2 separate regions of the Mus musculus genome follow, and region 2 is linked to region 1. A link is a loop called in an ENCODE intact Hi-C map of the cell type or tissue named here. Cell type or tissue: left cerebral cortex. All regions are shown on one strand.

Region 1 (5,000 bases):
CTATATAAAAGATAGATCCTATATTTACCAAATGATAGCTTTATCTTCACATGTTGAAGTCCAGTGATCTATACGTGATCCTATATCTATTATTTTATGAACTGGGAATTTATTTAACCTCTTAAATATTTTCCATTTTATTCACAACATGTGACTGTAACATCTACACACAATTTCAAAGAACCAACGTGGAGAAAGCATTTGCTACAGTGCATATATCAAGCTCAGCTATAAGCATGCTCATTTTTACCATAGTAGTACATTTTCATTAGCATACATGGACAATTTACACCAAATCTATTTTGGAGCTACCCTTGTTTTAGAGAAAACAATTTATTCCCACAGGACTATAAGGCTAGGTATAAAAATAATTTCTTGGCAAACTATTTGTATTTATTGATGGATGTTCTCTAAACACATGTAAATTCGTGTATACTAAACATACTTTCAAGTCTAGACCATGTTTATAAATACTTTCAATTTATATAAGCCTATTACAAAGAGAAGAGAAAATAAACTACATAATAAACTATAGATACCCAGAAATGAAACTAAATACAATCCTGGTGACTAGTTATAAGACATTTATGATTATGTGGGGAGGGAGAATGTGCTAATAAAAATGAGTCATAAAACATTAAAATATAGGAAAATGTGAAAATTAAGCACATAAAACATCAATTTCAGAATATAGAAAATTAGAAAGCTCTAGCTTACAAAGACACATTAGGGAAGACTTGAGAGCAAAGCCATTTTGCTCACCATGCCATGTGGCTTCCTTTCAGCATCTGGGTTTGGTCTTTTCAGATTAGGAAAGGGGGAAAGCAATGCAGAGGAATGCAGAAGGTACTCTGTGTGTGTGTGTGTGTGTGTGTGTGTATGTGTGGTCAGGCTTGGGAAAATTTGTCCTTTACTTTGAGGAAGCCAGTCATATGAACCTGAGATGAGATAAACTTAACCATGTGGCAGGCCTCAGACTAGTTTAAACAGAATAGCTGAGTTATCAGCTAGCAGAAACAAGCCAAAGGGTCTAGGCATTTATTCATATATAAGAAGTCTCAGAGTCTTTATTTTGGGGAACTAGGGTGTGGGTGGGCTTCAGAACCACCTTGGGCCTCAGTCCTCAGGTGTCTCTAACTTCCTTTTGGACAGATGGAGCTTATTAAGTGAGGGGGATTGGACTTAGCCTCAGGAATTTACCTATCTCCTCTTCCCCAGTGCTGGGATTACAAGTGTGGGCTACCACACTCAGCTATTTTTATACGGGTTCTGGGGACTGAGCTCAGGTACTCCTGCCTCAGCCACTTATTGGATGAGCTGTCTCATTGGTCTGTGTTTCTGAATTTTAAACATGTTAGTTTCAACACTAAACTTTTATTTATAAAACAAGAAGGGGGTCAGCTTCCAGCTTCCAATTTTTCAGTAAGAATTCTACTAAAATCAATAAGTGATAGTTCTTGGAATTTTTACATAGAACAATGTAACCCAGTCCTTTCAGGCAGAAGAACAGCCTCACACGGAAGGCTAACTTAATTTCTTAAGCACGAGACCAAAGAGGCACCGAAGGATACATAAAGACAATCTGATGGGAGATCTTGGGCAAGTTATTTCTCATTTCTATTCCCTGGGATCTTCATTGCATAATAGCATCTGCCATCTATGGTATTCTCTGAGCAATGCCAGTGCCAGCAAATAAGCAACAGTGAACAGATCCATTGTCTGCCAGGAATTGGGAGGAACCCCAAGTTAGAAACTGACTGTATGCTATCACGACAAGAAGGAAATCTTATTTAACTAAGGCCTTCACACGTGAGGCATGTCTCGGAGAACTCAGACCTTAATTAGAGGCAGGCATTTTTCTGGGGAGATTATGAGTTCTCATTGTTTTCAGGCGCTCTGGAGGCTATGCAGGCTGGTGAGGCATGCTCACCTGCATCCAAAAAGCCCCAATTAAACCATTAATTAGAGACCAATTAGTTTCTGCAATGTATGAGATCTACTCTAAGTATAATAAACTTAAGAGAGGCAAGACCAGAAGAAAACGGTATAGGCAGAAATGGGTAGCAAAGTCAAAAGAAGGTTAAATTCAAGAAAAGTAACATTATTTAAATAATGTAATAGACGGTCCTTAAGAAAACACTCTTGGATATCAAATTATACTCATTTTTGTTTTATCACTGACTTTTATTAACAGGTACCTTTTTTTTATATCAGGCAGTAAAAGCTATAAAACCCATCACTTGCCTGTTTTTCCTGGCTGCCAGGAGTCAGAGCTAGCTTTATTATCACCGCTGAATTAAAGCTCCTTCTCAGAGCTTCTAGAGGTCATCATTATTAAAAGAATGTTTGGCAGAAGACTGGCCTCATGTGACCACAAATCCAAACAGAAACTGGTCAGATGAAGCCCTTTAAAGCGAAGCTTGCAAAAAAGGTTGGGATTGGAAGGGCAGACATGACTGGTGGCAGGATAAAGCTGGTTTCAAAATGACTGCGGAAACAGATGCAGGGAATATTTTGTTTCTGGCCGAGCAAAGGAGTCTGCAAGGGGAAGCAGTCAGTGTTCAGCCCAGGCACTGAAGTCTTCAGTCACAGGTCTGTCCTGACAGCTGTGGGTGCTTCCAGTAGGTGGCAGCACGGCATCGCTAATCCTATAGCAAGCTATGCCCCGGTCACTCCAGGAAAACTTAACCTTTTTGCAAAAAACCAAAACAATGTCCCTCTGCAATAAGCCTGTAGAAGATAAGTATACACAACAGCCCCCAAGGGAGGAATTCGACATTCTCAGTCATGGCCGAGGGCATTCCTAGACTTAGCAAAGTACAAAGGTCAAGGATGAAGCAGGGGTCCCACTTAGCACGTTTAGTTTCTGGGCTGGGCTCCTGGTACCTCGAGGAAGAATCTGGGTAGGCGAGCTCACGTGGGATGTGGGTGACTTAAAAAGAGACATGGCTTTCATTCATCCTGAAGGAGGCTGATCTGTGCACTGACAGGGGAAGTAGCATTTCTACTCAGGTAGCAGCATGGCTGTGTGCTCTGTGCTCTGCTGGCTTTATGCATCACCATCTTACTGCCCTTGGCCTATGGACCCTTCCTTTCCGAGGTTGGATGGCTCCATGCTGACGCTTCCCCAGGTCTGTTTGTTTACTCCCACCCTTTCTGTTAAGCTTCCTGTTGTGTCTTAGACACATCTGCTCTGAAGTCCCACAGGCATCTTACACATATCCTCACACTGTAGCCCAGTCCTCCCCGTTCCCCTACCTTACTTGCTGATTCTGTGTGTAGATGCTCCAGGGTCATCCTTAACTCCCGTTCCTCTGCCTCTGACATTCAACCATTACTTAAGTTGAGCTGGTTTTTAAACTCCGTCTTACTTCCCATATCTGTTTTTATTCCTGCTAGCTCTGAGCAGAATCATGACCACACCTTCAGCAATCACTTTACAACTGAGAACATTTACAACTGAGGTCCTACTCAGTTGGGGCTACTGCAGTGAATGCTATAAAAAGAGCCCTTGCCTATGGAGGTCCCATTCTATTGTGGGTAGACAAGGTGAACAATCAGATATAAAATAGGTTAGGTATATGATAACAGGAGATAAGTGAGGGCAAGGGAAATGATGAAGGGGATGTTTCGAGTTATAGGCAAGAAAGTGGCACCCACAGCTTACCACAGGGGATCTCACTTCCCCCAGACCTCATCTTTCAGGGTCCCTCACTTTCTGCTTGAATGGCTCTTCCCCAACTCTGGATAAATCCACTTAGTATTTAAATTATGCATCACTTCCTTACAAATTCTTCCTTGATTGTTCACCTCTCAGGATGATTAGGGAAATGTGAAAATGCGTAGGATATTTCCTTGACAAAGTTCTCTATTAATGTGGTATAAAACTTGAGCTACTCATTTTCTATGACAAATCATTTGGGACTTTTAAAGCTTTAAAGCTCAACATAAAAAAAACTTACTGCAATATAATTCAGCTACCATACAATTTCCATATTTGAAGTATAGAGTTCAAGATCATTTAATATATCCAGAGTTGTACAGCCATCTGCAAAATCTATTTTAGAACATGTTACTCATTCCCAAAAGAAATCCTGAGTCCACATCTTCATTTTCTCACAAGCTCCAAACAGTAAGTAACTGCTAGCTCTGAAGATTTGCCAATTTTTGATATTTCGCACAGAGTCACATACAATGTAGCCATTCATGGCCAGCTTCTTTAATTTAGCCTCATGTGTAAAGGTTCATCATATATTAAATTTCATATTATGGCCACATAATATCTATTGTATGTATTCACATTTCATTCACCCATCAGTTAACACTGTTATAAAATTTGGGTAAAACTTTTTTAGTGCATTTATTTTTGATTTCTCTTGGGTAGAATCTCTGAATCATATGATAAGTCTATTTTTAACTTTTTGAAGAAGGGATAAACTGTTCTTCAAGGCCACTGTACCTTCCATTTTCCCACTAGCACTAGTTCCTCTATATTCTTATCAAAACATAAAATTATTTTTATTTTATGTATATGGGCATTTGCTGGCATGTATGCCTGCACCTTGAGTGTGCATTGTTCATAGAGGCTAGAAGAGGGCACTGAGTTCCTTGGAACTGGAATTACAAATGGTTGTGAGCCACTATGTGGGTGCTTGGAATTGAACCTGAGTCATCTGGAGGAGCAGTCAGTGCTCTTAGCCAAAGAGCCAACTCTACCCCCCCCCTTTTTTATTTGGACTGTGCAGGCAGGCTTATCTCAGTGTGGTGTTGATTTTCATTTCTCTAATAACAGATTATGGTGAGCATCTTTTCATGCTCACCATAAATCATCCACATGCAGATCTTCATGGCATAAATGTCTTTGATAACATTTTAACAGATTATTTTTAAAAAGAGGTTTTAGTCACACAAAGTTGAAAAAAGTAAGTTAGTATAAAGTTCTCAAGTAACTTATATTCATTATTCCTACTAACATCTTATATTAGTATGGCACATTTATC
Region 2 (5,000 bases), 250 kb after region 1:
AGTAGTTACCACACACCCCAAAAGTGATCATAGCGAGGCCAGAGAAGGGCAGGAGAGTCTAAGTGCTGTGACGGGGACTCCCCTGAGGGATGGAAAGGACCAGGAGGTGGAGCCAAGGAAGCTGAGGAAGGTGATCAAAGCTGTTTGGTTTGTAATTTCTCCACCTCAACCGAAGGCTGTAGGGGAAGCAGGAGTCTTCTACAGAGCCCTGGTACAATTCTAAACAAATGTCAAACTCATGTCATGCATCATAACATAGTCCCCTTGCTACAAGTTCTCCAGGTGACAGAGTCACAGACACAAGCTCAGGTAGGAGAGGAGTGACAGAGGGGAATCAGTGCAACAGCTCTTGGCAAGCAAGCCTGGCTCTCTAGGCCTCTGCTCCCCTTGCCACACCATAGCATCCCTATCCACAATAACATGTGAATTACCTGCCTCAAGAGCAGTTTGACACATCAATCCCTACACCTTAAGAAAAAGTCTAAGTTAACGAGATGATGTAAATCAGACTGCCCTGGACCCAAACACAGGTATTATCACTCACTTCTGATCAACAAACATGGAGGGAGGGAGGAAGGAAGGGGCACGTGGGGAAGGTGATAAGAGTTCTATCTTTTTTTTTTGTCTTTTGCCAGTGGGCTCTTCTATGCTTTAGACATAGCAGGTGCACAATAAATACTTCCATATCATATTCTTTTCATCTCAATATTTCCTGTGTATTTACCAAGATCGAATTCTCTTTTACATTTTTTTCCTGAAAGAAATATGCATGTGGCAGATGTTTAACAGCTATATATCAACAGTGAATGAAATGATGTAAGTACATAATTTGGTTATAAAGTTTATAAAGTGCTTTAAGCTGACAGAAATCATGCATATGTAGACTGTAAATGGACATAAAACATAAAATATCTCTGTAACAAAACTATCCTTTTTTTTTCCCCTTCTTGATTCATCACTCTCAGAGGAGGGGCTCCCTTGGTATTTCCTCCTCTATAAGGTAGTTGGCACCGTACCATGCAACAAGAAGACGAAGGGTGTCTCTGTTTAGAGGACACAAATGCCCAGGCAGGTCAAAATGGAGACTTGACTTCCTGTCCTAGGAAATACAGTTCACCCAAATGTGTTCATAAGTGGGCTGCCATCCATGACAACTGTACCCAGAGACCAATGCTCAACAGCGGCACACAACGGCTAGCAACTAGGAGATTTTGATTTAGTTCATAGTTTTGTAAAAGGTAGAATGAAATTTCCAGAGTGATCGGGATGCTGCTTTCTGGGGGAAGTCTCCCTCTTGCCTTCCCCTGGAGCTTGGGTATAGGACGTGTCATGGTGCTTCTGAGTGGGCTCCTGCTAGTGGTGCAGAAGCTGGTGACAGAAACAGGTAGGGACAATGGCACAGCTGCTAATGGGGACATTTAAATCAGCTCCTATTCTTCCCCTGCCATCATGCAAAGCCCCTTTACTGCTCTAAAACAAATACAGCTTAATTCTATTTCCTGCCTGCCTTTGTATAATTTTGACATGTCCTCAGTCAAACACGACCCAGTCCTTCAATCAGGCCCTATTTTTCTAGAGATGAGGAAACAAGAGGAAGCGAAAGCAATTATTGAAAACTCATAAGCAGCAGCTTTAGCCTAATTACCTTGACTTTCCTTTTTAATTTTTCTATCGATTGTCTCCTGCTAATATGTGAGTATTGACTGAGCTGGTGGAGCCTGGAGCAGCCACGATAAGAGCAGATGCCACGGGGAAGCAGGATGTAATTAGGAGGCCCTGCACTCCGCTTTGGAATCACACATGCACAGGCAAGGCTCTGGTTGGTCCCTCTTAAGCAGGGAAGCAGCTTCCTTCAGCATGGCTGCTGTCTGCTGTGTCTTTGCCACCAGAGGGCAGCTGGGAAAAGGAAAAACTACTCCATGTTCTTTGTCCCTCTTTTGAGTTTAAAATAATGTGTTTCTCATATTTCTCCACACATTATCTACCAAAACTCCCTGGTCTATATAACTCCAAGAAGATGAGGTGGCACTGTTTTGAGTGGCAAAAAGTATCCCCCCCCCTTTTTTTTTTCAAATGCTACTGGATCAAGCCTCATCTTAAACAACCAAGTAACCCTGGGTGGTTTATCTGAATATTCATGTACCATTGACAACCGCTCACAACTCTGGGCTTTTTTTTTGCTTGGAGAAAAACAAAAGTTTCTTAACAAAAGTTTCTTGCTTTAGTGTATACAATTTGTTTTTAAATTATATCTGTAAGGTAGTGTAAACATGTTTTAAAATATATCTAAGTTTTCTCTAGCAGTAATAATACTTTGTCATCTTAAATTGCTATCACAGTATGTGTGGCTCACTATGAGAAAACACAGTTTAATAAAGCTGTATGCTAGGTTTTATAGGGATCAAGATGACCCCAGTGAACCAAGGTGTCATGTTTGGTCCTGTTTTATTTTATCTTCTTTAGAAACCCTGGGAAGCAACCAAGTAGTAACAATTAGCAATGCTTAATGGACTTTGAATACAGCTGCGAAAACTGTTAATTAAGCAAAATGTAAGCATGGGTGAAACTCTATAGGAATGGAAAGAAAAATATGAATGAAAAAACGCTAGGCAGAAACATGAAGAAAAGTGGAAGGCTAAAGACAGACACAGCATAGACAGAGCTGGGAAATGAGAGTCTTGAAATGTTAACACAGCCACAGGAATGACACAGGAATGACCAAGGTGCATCCATTATGAAGTGACAGTTATACACACAGTATGGACATTTAGTAAATAATAAACTCATTTATATTAAAATAACCTCACGATACCTGAGGGAATCAATGTAGTCCCCAAGTCACAGGCATAAGGATATCACCCATCAGATCAGCAATCACAATTCACTAGACGGTACTGAGAAACAAACTCAGCCTACAGTGTGAATAACTGATTAGAACTGCATCAAATAATGCCATAGGTGTTCATGATACAGATTTCAAATTGGATTTATTGAAATGATGTTTGAAGTAGCTGGCATAATACTTAAGGTTCAAAAGCTGGAGAACATCCTAGGACTTTACATGACTAGATCTGGAAGTATAATATTGTGCTCTGCACAAGACTTGATTAGCATATTAGTGTTCCTTCTAAGTAGTCCAGGAAACTATTCTAGGATGGCACAATGTCCCAGATGGCGGATGCAAAGGCAGGTATAATTTGGGCTTTCTTTTTTTTTTAAGGATTTATTTATTTATTATATGTAAGTACACTGTTGCTGTCTTCAGACACTCCAGAGAGGGCGTCAGATCTCATTACAGATGGTTGTGAGCCACCATGTGGTTGCTGGGATTTGAACTCAGGACCTTAGGAAGAGCAGTCAGTGCTCTTAACCGCTGAGCCATCTCTCCAGTCCATTGGGCTTTCTTTTTACAAAGGTCTAATGTAGAAAAACAAGTCACTATGATAGGATGTGATATGAACCACAATTATATAAGAACAAAATGTAGAGACAGCTAAAGAAAGAAAGTCATGTTGGATGTGTCTTAATGAATAATTGAAAAGGCTGCCAGGAGAGAAGGAAAGTTGTAGCAGTGAGTACAGAGCCTGGGAAGTTTAGGTTCACTGAGTCCTCACAAAGGGAAAGAGAGAGACGAGCCAGTGCTGATAAGAGTAGACCTGTCATGGTTCCCAGTTGGGTAGGACTATTGATTGCTTTCTTGCCTTGGCAGCTTACATAGCACCTTCTGGTACTATGAGAGTCAGTCCTTAGGAGGCAGGACTGTAGGTCAGTTCCAGCTCTATCTTTACCTGCCTATATCCCTAGTCTGTGGTATCTACAGCAATAAGGACTTACTTAAGTCTTTAAGTCTTTAAGTCTTGGGAGACAACCAAGGGTGATGGCAATAGTCTGTATTAATGGGGTTTCACTTGAACTTTGTCGACCAACAACTGGCACTCACATTTTTCTTAGAGAGTCTATGGCTCTTGAGGGAGCATTATCACTCTGTATGGTATGACTTCATTAAAAAATGCATGTTGTGTTTACTAACTTTTAAGTAAACTTATAAATGTTTCCCTATGTGTTTTTCAAACACACCTTAAATATTATCTATTCTTCCTTTCTCACTCTCTATTGCTCCCCTCTCCTACTCCAGTTAGGAGTAGCACTCTCATCATTGTTCCCATTTCTTCCCTTATAGCAAGGGGAAGATTGCCCCAATGGTTTAATAGTGGTACAGCTATCTTGAAAGTAACCAACAGCTGTCTGATTGGACTTAAAGCCTAATCAAGAGGAGTAAATTCTAAATCCTGGTAATATAAACTTAACCAACCACCCATGGTTGGAGAGGTCAAAAAACCCTAGAGAAGAATCTACTATAGCCACTGTCCTAAATCAATAAAATGTACAATTGTATTCTAAATACTTAAAACAACAGGTGAGTGTTGTTTTCACCAAAGAAGCTTCTTTTTGCAGCATGTGCAAGCACTTGGTCAAAATGCAGAAAATAAGTGGCTGTGAAGATAGGGTGTCCAGGTCTAACTGATATATTTGCATTGCAACCCCCACACCTATGACTCAGGGAACATTACAGAATACAGGGCAGACAGATTGTAAGGACCAGAGGCCCATGACACCTGCTCCTACATAGTGTCATCTAGATATGATGGAGGAGCTATACCCACGAAATCTCAACAATATGGTTACCTAAATAAGACTTGAATAAGGCCACCTCTAGGTGACAACAAGCCAACGACGATTTCGCAGGGTCAAGCCCCTAAATGTAGAGTTACAGGCAACAGCTGGCTGCTAAGGCAGTGAAAATCAGTCTTCCTCAGGGATAAGACCCCACAGGTTATCTAATCCCAAGTGCTCAGCCCTAAACACATGCACAGCCAAGCAAGCCTGAACTTGAGAGGGAGTTAAAGGTCATGCAAGGATTTGAAGGGGTCAGAGGGAAGGGTGGAAATGGTGTAAATACAGCACGCATCTATGAAATTCTCAAAAATAGAAAAGTAGAA

The links. Peaks named below come from ENCODE experiments on the same cell type or tissue, not always from the same donor. Only the 100,000 strongest peaks of a DNase experiment are listed, where the experiment ranks them.
Region 2: it touches region 1 in a loop (2.2-fold over the local background); 8 of 42 quality-filtered maps call a loop at or near these places.

Annotation. Positions count from the first base shown.
Region 1 is chr6:33,927,537-33,932,536 of GRCm38, reverse strand. All of the region lies in intron 17 of Exoc4 (exocyst complex component 4), which reads right to left. Among named protein-coding and RNA genes, the nearest start is that of Gm13853, 62 kb to the left of the region's middle. In left cerebral cortex, a CTCF peak has its summit at 2,611 (motif pointing right); a DNase peak (open chromatin) is centred at 2,615; H3K27ac peaks cover 880 bases.
Region 2 is chr6:33,678,818-33,683,817 of GRCm38, reverse strand. All of the region lies in intron 10 of Exoc4 (exocyst complex component 4), which reads right to left. Among named protein-coding and RNA genes, the nearest start is that of Gm38785, 240 kb to the right of the region's middle. In left cerebral cortex, a CTCF peak has its summit at 1,881 (motif pointing right); a DNase peak (open chromatin) is centred at 1,851.